Regions from separate parts of the Homo sapiens genome. Here region 2 is linked to region 1. The links are chromatin loops, found by intact Hi-C in ENCODE. Cell type or tissue: endothelial cell of umbilical vein. All regions are shown on one strand. Each heading gives the region's core, and the rest is flanking DNA. Links, peaks and the distances in the headings are about the cores only. Region 1 has its middle 110 kb from the start of FRMPD4. Region 2 has its middle 30 kb from the start of MSL3.

Region 1 (5,394 bases), core at 227-5,226:
TGTCTTTTTTTAGTTCTCACCATGAAGGTTGAATTATAGCTCTAATTTGTTTATTGCCTGCAATACATTTATGATACGTGCATATGTGTGTGTCTGTGCATTTATGAATGTGTCATGCATATATATGTACACATACATACTCATGCATGTACACACCCACATATTCAGGCACTTATATACCATTGTACAGATGAGAAAACTGAAGTTCGGAGAAGTAAAATAATTTCTCCAAGGTCACTCAGAGAGTGAAGTTTAGTTTCTTTTTAGTCCATTTTAACTTACTCCACTTAAAGCCACTCTTGAAAGAGTTGCCAAATCTTGTCAAATTTTGTTAATTTAAAACTTTCACTATGACACATTTTAAGCATATAGACAGAAAGAGAGAATAATATCAAGAAAATCCATGTATTATCCTATACTTGTTTTCACATTTTAGAAAGGAATGATGCCTTACAGAGAAGTAGCTGTTGTATACTTCTTCCTGATCGCATTTTCCCTACCCCCTCCCCAGAGGTAACATTTTCATGATTTTAAAAAATAATTCACATGCTTGCTTTTACATTATTTCTATATACAAATGGATTTATACAAATATATACTTAGTTTTAGCTTTTAAGCTTTTAAGTAATATCTGTTTTGCAGCAGTTGCTTTTTGTTAACATTATGTTTTTGAGTTTTTTCCATGTTGATGGGAGTGACTCCCTTTTGCATTCATTTTAATTGCTCACAGTAGTCCATTGTATGAATATTCCGCAATTTATTTACCTGGTCTCTTGCCAATATATAATTATTCTTTTTCCACATTTTTATTTAAAAAACAATAATGTCACTGTCTGCATCTTATTCTGCCTCTCTGCAACATTTGCCATAATTGACCATCTTTTATTGTACAATTTTTTTTTCTCTTGGCTCTATAACCTCAAGAGTCTTGGTTTTTCCCCCTTCTCCTCTGGCTACTTCTTGGTTTTCATTACCTTCTTTCTTCTGTGTAACCTAAAAATGTCAAAATTCCCCACTCTTGGTCTTGAATCCTTTTCCCTTATCTCTCTTTCCATTTTTTTTTTTCCTGGAAGATCTCACTTATTTATGTGACTTTAAATATAGGTTGATACTCTTCAAAGTGGTGTCTCCTGTCCATACCTCCCCTCTAAGCTCCAGACTCATGAATCATGACAATTGCCTACTTGACTCCTCCTCTTAGGTATCTCAGAGGCCATTCAAGGTCAAACTTAGGACATCTAAGAAAAAAAAAAGGAACTCCTGATTTTTCTGTGTAAACCTGTAATAAAGAGCTTTTAAAATGGCCCTCAACAAGCTGGCCTCCTAGTATTCACATTTTGTCACATCTTTGTGTAATCTCCTCCCTTGTGTACAGACTGGACTCACTGAATTGCTTCTAATGAATCTATGGCAAAAATGATGGGATGCCACTTCCAAGATTAGGTTACAAAAGACTGACTTCCATCTTGTTTGCATTCTCTGTGGCTTTCCTTACTTGTTCACTCTGAGGAACCCATTTGTCATGTTCTGAACTGCCTGATGGAGAGAACCACATATCAAGGAACTGAGAACAGCCTTGGGCCAACAACCATTTGATTGTTAAAGGACTGGACTCTGCCAATGACTACAGGAGTGTGAACTTGGAAGTGGTTCCTGCCACAGTTAAGCCTGATGACTGCAACTACTGCTGACACCTCAATTGCACTCTTGTGAGAAACCCTGAGCCAGAGAGGGTGCAGCTAAACCACACTGGGGCACCTGACCCACGGAAATAATGACATAATAAATGTTTGTTATTTTAAGCTGCTCATTTTGGGGGTAATTTGTTACATAGTATTAGATAACTAATATAACTAATACAAGTCCTATTCATCTCTCAGTGGTCTACATATCAATAAACAATTCACTTGGATATTCAGATTATAAAGTCTTTCTTGACTCATGCCTCTTTCTTATCCTCCACAGCAACCCATTTGCTAGTCCTGTAGCTTCTATCTCCGTTGGCATACACTAGGCCAAGCCACCATCATCTCTTGCCTTGAGAGAGAAATAAGAGGTCTTTAGACAGAATCCTTAGGGAATGTTAAGGTTGTTTTATCCTCCTGTCTTCTTTTCCTTATCAATTTATTTGTTTACTTATTTAATACATTTTTATGTATCACTGAGGTCCTTTTTTAAGTACTAGGGATGGAGATAAAAACTTAACATTGTTCCTGCATCATGGATTTTGCAATAAAATAAGGGAGATATAAATTAATTTAACCGAGAAATGTGAAAAGTCTCTGAAAAGGAGATAATTGGTTCTATGAGAAGAAGATCATATTATTTCATATTGCTACCCAATATACTAATGATTTCTCAAGGAAATGATATTGAGGATCTTTCTTGATCCCAACTTGTTTAAGGCATAATTTTCAAGCACTGTGCAGAAAGTGGTGGTTGATAAAGCTATGCATGTGCCATTGTATTCTATCCTTTAATTGTTCTCTTTCCTTCCTTAATTACCCTCCCCATGTATGAATCACTAGGAGTGAAGTCTTAAATACCAGCAACTGTGTCTGGGCATTCTGCCCTTCACCATCAATGAGTTGGTCAAGCAATAATTATCAAGATTGCATTATACCTAAGGAGGGAAAAAAAAACATTAATTCGTATTTTTCTTGTAATATATAATGGGTGATATATATATTTCATGTCATAAATCATGGCTTAATACAAGCGTGTAATGGTGTAGGATTTCTCTTTAACTGATCACGTCATGTTTTTAGAATCATGAAATCTCTTAGATTGAAATGGTGACTTTTACTGGTTTTTGTGTTCACTCTCCCATATAGTATAGGAATTTGCTCTATAGCCTTCATAACTGGTGATTTTCCAACTTCTGCATAATCACTTCTAGTGATTGTCAACTCATTATCTCACAAGGCAGCTTATTTGATTGTTAAAAAGATGAAATTGTTGTAACTTCTTATATCACTTAGAGTTCTGCTTCCTTTTGACTTATATCTGTTCAACCTGTTTACTTGCAAAAACGAAGTAATCTAATCTAGGGCTCATTGTTACTCTGAAAATTCTTATCAAAAGGCTTAAACTCCTTATGACTAAGGCTTTTTAGATGGCTTATTACTTGTAGGTCTTCAAAGTTAATTCAGTTTGTTCTCTCATCAGTCCAATGTATTCTTTATCTATAGCTAGAGACAATCTTCAAATCTTGAATTGTGAGAAACTATAATTTCCTCAACCACATAAATATTTGATGCCATCATGTGATGTGAGTGAGTAATCTGTGTGAGGAAAACTAAAATCAGCCTGAAACAATTTCTTCCTGTTACATTGAGTGTGACAGAGTGATCAGCAATAACTGTTCAGGGAAGTCAATACTCATTCTTCAGCCTTTGCTTCCTGAAAATAAATTTGCTGAGGTATAAATAAAATAAGCAACAATAGTCCTGATGCAAAAAAAAAATCAAATAAAAATATTTCAGTCCTTGATTCTTTTAAATTGGACTTCATAATGCAGTTATTGACATCGAATGAAATATTTTAAACTAAATTGTTTTCCTAGTCAAAAGGAATAGTAAAACTAATATCTGGGTTAGGTTACTTGTATAGATGAAATTACTCCTGAGAAATGGCCAGTGTAATCTTAAATATAAAGAAATCATTTGCTTATAAACCACTGAAAATAAACCATTTTCTATTGTCTGGTGTTTAAATAGTGCTCATATCTTTGAAGTTCCTATAAGATGGAAGAAGCAAGTTTATTAAATAAGTCACTAGTCTTCTTCTGTTGCCAACCATTGAATTTTATAACCCAACATAAAGGATGCGTTCGTTTTCAATTGCTGCATAACAAATTGCCACAGAATTAGTGGCTTAAAAAACATGCAGTTTATATGGGCCAGGAGTCCATGTGTGGCTTAACTACGTTCTCTGCTCAGCACGTCACAAGCTTGAAAGCAAGATGTCAGCCAGGCTGAGTCCACTACGAAGCTCATGAGGTTTTTGGCAGAATTGAGTCTTTTGCACTTATAGGACTGAAGTCCCCACTTTTCTTGTTGGTGGCCAGCTGCTTCTTCAAAACCAGCAGGAGAATCTCTCTAATCTCTAGGCATTCTTTTGTTGTTGTTAATGTGTGGGGATTGTTTGTTTGTTTGAATAGACTTTATTTTTTAGAGCATTCTTAGGTTCACAGCAAGACTGGGAGGAAGTTATAGAGATTTCTCCATATACTCCCTAGCCCCACACATGCATAGCCTTCGCCATTATCAGCATCTCACACTAGAGTGGTACATTTGTTACAATTCATGAACCTACATTGCTACATCATTATCACCCAAAGCCTATGTTTTATATTAGGGTTCATTCTCGGTGTTGTACATTTTATGGGTTAAGACAAGTGTGTAATAACATGTGTCTACCAATATAGTATCATAAAGAGAAGTTTCACTGCCCTAAAAATCCTCTGTGTTCTACGTATTCATCTCTTATTTCCCCCCAACTCCTGAGAACCACTGATCTTTTTACTATCTGCATAGTTTTGACTTCCACAATGTCATATAGTTGGAATCATGCAGTATATAGCCTTCTCAGATTGGCTTCTTTCACTTAGTAATATGTATTTAAGTTTTCTCCATGTCTTTTCATGGCTTGATAGCCCACTGCTTTTTAGTGATGAATAATATTCCATTGTCTGAATGTACCACAGTTTATACATTTATCTACTAAAGGATGTCTTGGTTGCATCCAAGTTTTGGCAATTATGAATAAAGCTGCTGTAAACATCCATGTGCAAGTTTTTGTGTGGACATAGGTTCTCAACTCCTTTGGGAAAGTACCAAAGAGTGTAACTGTTTGATTGTATGGTAAGAGTATGTTTAGTTTCATAAGAAACTGCTAAACTGTCTTCCAAAGTGGCTGTACCATTTTGCATTCCCACTAGCAATGAGTAGGAGTTCTTGTTGCTACACGACCTTGCTAACATTTGTTGTTGATAATGTTCTGGATTTTGGTCAGTCTAATAGGTGTGTGGTGGTATTTAGTTGTTTTAATTTGCATTTCCCTGGTGACATGATGTGGAATATCTTTTCATATGCTTATTTGCCATCTGTATATCTTCTTTGTTGAAGTGTCTGTGAATTTCTTTGGCCCATTTTAAAAATTGGGTTACTTATTTAATTATTGAGTTTTTGGTATATTTCGGATAGCAGTCCTTTATCAGATGTATCTCTTGCAAATATTTTCTACCAGTCAGTGGCATATCTTTTCATTCTGTTGACAGTGTCTTTTGCAGAGCAGATATTTTTAATTTTAATGAAGTCCAGCTTATCAGTTCTTTCTTTCATGGATCATGCCTTTAGTGTTGTATCTAAGAAGTCATTGTTAAGCCCAAAG
Region 2 (5,394 bases), core at 80-5,079, 240 kb before region 1:
CTGCCAACAATCAGCCGACTGGCCAACATGTGAAAAAAAAAAATCTTAGACTGGCCAACCCCCAGCCTACCTGCCAGCTCTCAACAGATGCATATACAAGCCAGCCAAGATTAGCTAAGTCTAGCCCAAGTTAGCAGACCCATCCAGGTGACCCATGTACTGTTGATCAATAATAAATGCTTATTGTTTTAAGCCACTGAATTTTGGGATGCTTTGCTATACAGCAATAGCTAATGTCACAACGTGCCTTTTGTGGTGCAAATGTTTTACTCCCTCTCTGTGGAACAGTTTAAACTTCGTTGCCTTGGCTGAAATCACTGAAACCCTGGCATGTTCAGAAGCCATCAGATGCTCAAGGGAACATATACCTACCCTTGCTACTGCTCAAATAACAAGGAAGAAAGTAGATGGAGACAGCAACACATCTTTGGGATCCTGTAGCTAGCATGAAGTCTGGTGGGGGCAGGTGGGGGGCAGTTGGTAAGAAATTTAGAATTTGCAGAAAACTAGAAAGGAGAATATAAAATACATTTTCACTATAAAGTTAAAAAAACTGTTATTATTTTGTAATATTTGTTTCAACCACTATTTGTAAGACAAAAAAAAAATTATATTTGGCTAAAGTTCCCTTTAACCATTACCTGGGTCTCAAGCCCCTGCCTTTCTTCCACAGGCAAAAATAGCCTGAGTGTGGTATAGTGTGGACTCACATTGTACAATGAAACTTTTTGCTCTTTTACTCATCATAGTTTTGACATACATATATATATGACATACATCCATATGTATATATACATACATGTATAACATATGCATAAATATGTAAATATGTGTTTTACTTATATACATGTTTAGCTTAATACTTTCAACTGCTGTATGACAGTCTATCACATGGATGTAATAGCCTGTATTAATTCCTTTACCATTGTTGAATATTCAGATTGCTTCCAAATTCCCCTTTTACTCATACATAGTGCTGAAATAAATAGCACTTGTATATAATTCCTTGTATTCAAATGCCAGTCTTTCTCTAGGTCACACACCCAGAATTCTGGATGGTGGGACACATACTTTTTTGCATTTTCTAGAGTCTAAATTTATCCCACCAGACAGGAACCTGGCTTTATAAGATTTCCTTGATGGTAAGTTTCAGAGTCGTTGTCTTATGGGACAAATTTATAACACAAGAAGCTAAAATAAAAGAAAAGCTAGATGGAAACTTGAAATCTCTTTGAAATGTTCTCCAAATGGACAAACATATCACATTAGATCATTTCTGAGAAGTCTCAGATTCATTATTCAATAAGGCAAACCAGTTCTTTTGTTTTGTTTTGATTTTCTCAATGGAGAAGTCAAGTTTAAAATCTTGTATTTTACCGTGCCAAGACATGGTATGGTAAACATACCATGGTATGATCATGGTCAAGTTCAAACAACTTTCCCTCTGTAAACAGAACATTACTCTTGTTGCTTAAGTAGTAAGTAGCTAAGTGCTCTTAGATTTTTACACAACCCCGTCAAAAGTGAATTAGCACACAAGAAGCCTGCCGTCATAATAAATGTTCTTCTCAACAAATTGTGTGTACCCTTTGTCTTCTGGGCTCAGTGCAAACCAGCTGATCATAACAGGATGGTGTCAACATCACCCTATTCTTTCGGTTTGTAACCATATCTGAGAGCTGCCTGAGGTTTTCTTGGTTTATGTCAGTTTACATTATAGATATTTTATAATGGAGACGCTCTTAGTTTTAAATTCTTACAACTGGTGATAAGAATTGCTGTTTTGTAGAAGTAATACTATATCATGCACTTTGTATAGAAAAATGAGGAGAAATAAAACTATGGGAAAGCGACATCTTTGTCCTCAAAACTCCCAAGCCAGCCCGATGACAAAATGTTGATTAGTCCAAGTAATAAAATAATTATATTAATGAAGTGAAATCCTGCTGGCTTCCAGAAATCACTCTGAAAGGAACCTCTAACGCTAGTTTTTTAGTTCTTTCCTTTAAGATTTGGGCAATCAAGACTCTGGTTTTTGAAATATCCTGCATGTTTTGTACACGTGAGGGGAATTTTATAAAGAGATTTCAGGTGCTGTCAGTTTTTCGGCGATTATCGGGCAGCTCCAAATTCATCGCTTTCTGCTGTGCTGAAAACTCCTTTGCTCTCTTGCTTCCTGTTGTGTTTTGCCAGCAGGGGGCACTGGAGAGGGACAACTGGACGGGAGAGAGGGGTTCATCTCGATTGGCTTGCTGCTTCGTCAGGATGCAGGGGCGCTTCACTCTGGCTGCAGCGGCTGGTGGCAGCCTCCAACTTCTTTCCGCACTTCCAGAAGCATCCTCCTGGGGCCGGTCGGTCACACCGGCAACAGCTGGGAGGCGCCCCTTCCTCAGCGGCCTGAGCTTAGCCTAGCGTCTCCTCCTCTAAACCCCTGCTCCCAGCAGCAGCCGGGTAGCCCTCCCTCCTCCGCAGGTATCAACATCTATAAACATTTTTAAAGTCCTTGATACATTTGCCAAATTGCTTTCCAGACGAATTATCGTGATTTACACTCTCACTGGTTATGTGCGAAAATGCTTCCAGAAACCCCCTCCCATACGATTGTTGCTAATTAACTAATCATTGTCTTTGGTTGATTTTTATATTTAACTCTTGAATTCAGTGGTTCTCAAATGCTAGCTCCAAGACATGCTGCATCAGAATTATGGGGGAATATAGAGTCCCAGAGCTTACCTCTGGAGATTCTGATTCTGTTGAAGCTTTCTGAAATTAATTGCATAACTTTTCATGTTTTTATATTCAAACTTCTGAGTTTTTGACTTGGAATTATCCAGGCCCTGAAAGTTTGAACCAAATCTACTTCAAAATCATCAGGGCCCACAGTTCTGGCATTTGAATACAAGTTTCATGGCTTGCCCAGTTTCCTCATCTGAAAACTCCATGAACTCTCTTATGGGATTTTTCAGATTGTTTACTACTTGCTGACTTTTTTTTTTTTTTTTTAAATAAAAAAGGGACTTAAAGGAGAATGTCGAACCTGAACCTCAATTGGGGTAACTGCACCGGATCGCTATAGCAAAGGGAAGACCTTGTTTCTGTATTTGTGCTCCCTCTCACCCCTGGCTAGAGCCTCTTACTCTAATTAATACTTTCACCAAAACCTAGAGCCTTGGTTCCTATGTTCAAAAGCTTTTAGAATGGCATATTCTATAGTTTTCCTTATGTCAAGGAGTGGGCCTGAGATATTTCCTGAAAAGAGAGTCTTTGTGAGTACTGATAGACCATGATGGAAGTTGTGAGTACTGATAGACCATGATGGAAGTTTTACTTTGCCTCTGTTTGCCCTCTAAGGTTTATGACACTTTGGTTTTTTAATATAAAATATAAAATGTGGAAGCGGGATGCCTATGGATTCTGAGTATCCAGAATCAGTGTTTGTTTAGTGGTATCTAATTAGGAATGCTATCCATGAGGATGTCAGTGGCCCAGGAGAAAAAGATACAGTAGCTCCAGCTCTTTATTACCTTGGTGAAGGTTGTCACAGTGATGTGGGGAGGCCAAATTTTAGAACGTGAAGGAAAAGTGACCCCAGCCTCTATCACTTAGCAAATTACGACCTGTGGGCCAAATCAGGCCTCCTGCCTGCTTTTCTAAAGTTTTATGGAAACACAGCCACACCCTTTCATTTAAATAGTGTCTGTAACTGCTTTCAAGTTATAATGGCAGAAGTTGAGTGGTTGCTACAGAGACTGCATGGCCTACAAAGCTAAAAATATTCATTATTTGATCCTTTACAGATAATGTTTGCTAAGCCTGATCTAGATTTTCAAATATATTACAGCTGTGCCTGCTTAGTTATTTCTTGCAGTTTCAAAGGATTTTTTTCAGCAGCTGCTATTTTAACATTCATAATTCATTTAATGGACATTTTCCTCATCCCTTTCTATTGATTATATTTGGCAAAGCTATTCTCTTTATATATATATGTATTTTTTTTTTCAAGAAACTTGCACTCTTGGGCTTGTAAATAATGCTATGGTTTTCTATTTTCTAATATATTTGTTTTGATGCTTTAATTATTTCCTTCATCCTACTTATAGACTTAAAAAATCCTTGTCTAAATATATTAAGGTAATTATTATTATTTTTGACCCAACTAACTCCCATTTCTTTTAAAATTATAGGAAACTAATATTTTCCAAATATAAAAACAAACTAAAAACAAAAAGACACAGACACATCAAAGCACAGATAAAAGGGGGAAAAAATCATCCAACATCATGATGCCATAGCTCGTCACCATAACTATTTTGGAGTTTTTCCTTCTAGTCTCTTTTTTAAAAAAAAATTAAGTTTTTTAATAGTAAAGAAACACAATAACATAAAATTAACCATTGCAATCATTTTTTAAGTGTACAGTTCAGTAGTGTTAAGTACATTCACATTGTCGTGCAACAGATCTCTAGAACTTTTTCATCTACCAAAATTGAAACTCTGAACCTATTAAACAAGTCCTCACTTCCCTTTTCCCCCAGCCTCTGGCAACCACCATTGTATTTTCATCTCTATTAATTTGATGACTCCAGGTACCTCATATAAGGGGAATCATACAGTATTTTTCTTTCTGTGACTGCCTTATTTCACTTAGCATAATGTCCTGAAGGTTTATGTTGTTGTAGCATGTGTCAGAATTTCTTTTTATTAAAGCTGAATAATAATCCATTGTATGGATAGACCACATTTTGTTTCTGTTGGTAGACACTAGGGTTGCATCCACCTCTTGGCTATTGTGAATTATGCTGCTGTGAACATGGGTGTGCAAATATCTCTTTGAGATCTTGCTTTCAATTCTTTTGGATATAGAAGTAAAAGTGGGATTGCTGGATAATATGGCAATTCTGTTTTCATTTTTTGAGAAACATCCATGCCGTTTCTGGTAGGCACTGTACCATTTTGTCTCCTTTATGAGGCACAAGTGTTTCAGTGGTTAGTTCAACTCATCATTTTCTTTAAATAAAATTTAAATAAATGTTGCCTAACTGAACCCCCTTTTCTATGCCCCATGGAAAATGCAATCCCCTGCTCGAAATGTCTGTCTTGAAGACTTTTATTGTCATGTTTGCATCAATTTCTTCTCTTATTGTTTTCCTCTATTTTCTCTTTTTTCTGGGAGTATTTCTCAATTTTTATTCTTATATTACTAGTCAATTGTAAATCACCTGCCACCAGCTAACTTAAATTTAACAATGTTTTTTATTTCCTTGAAGTCTCTTTCTCCTGACCTGCTTGCTTTTTAGTAAGACAAATAGATTGAGAAAAGAAATGCTTTCTTAAAAAATGAGATTCTGAAAACCCTGACCACTTAGCTCGTGGATTAAAAAAAATCTTTTTCTC

The links. Peaks named below come from ENCODE experiments on the same cell type or tissue, not always from the same donor. Only the 100,000 strongest peaks of a DNase experiment are listed, where the experiment ranks them.
Region 2: a loop joins it to region 1, with 2.4 times the contacts of the local background. A loop is called at or near these places in 1 of 110 quality-filtered maps.

The regions. Positions count from the first base shown.
Region 1 is chrX:12,024,157-12,029,550 of GRCh38, forward strand. It overlaps a transcript of FRMPD4 not described here. Among named protein-coding and RNA genes, the nearest start is that of FRMPD4, 110 kb to the right of the region's middle. In endothelial cell of umbilical vein, for the core only: no CTCF peak of the experiment used is centred there; a DNase peak (open chromatin) is centred at 2,505; H3K27ac peaks cover 199 bases; H3K27me3 peaks cover 777 bases.
Region 2 is chrX:11,785,491-11,790,884 of GRCh38, forward strand. No RefSeq gene overlaps it. Among named protein-coding and RNA genes, the nearest start is that of MSL3, 30 kb to the left of the region's middle. In endothelial cell of umbilical vein, for the core only: a CTCF peak has its summit at 2,195 (motif pointing right); a DNase peak (open chromatin) is centred at 2,211.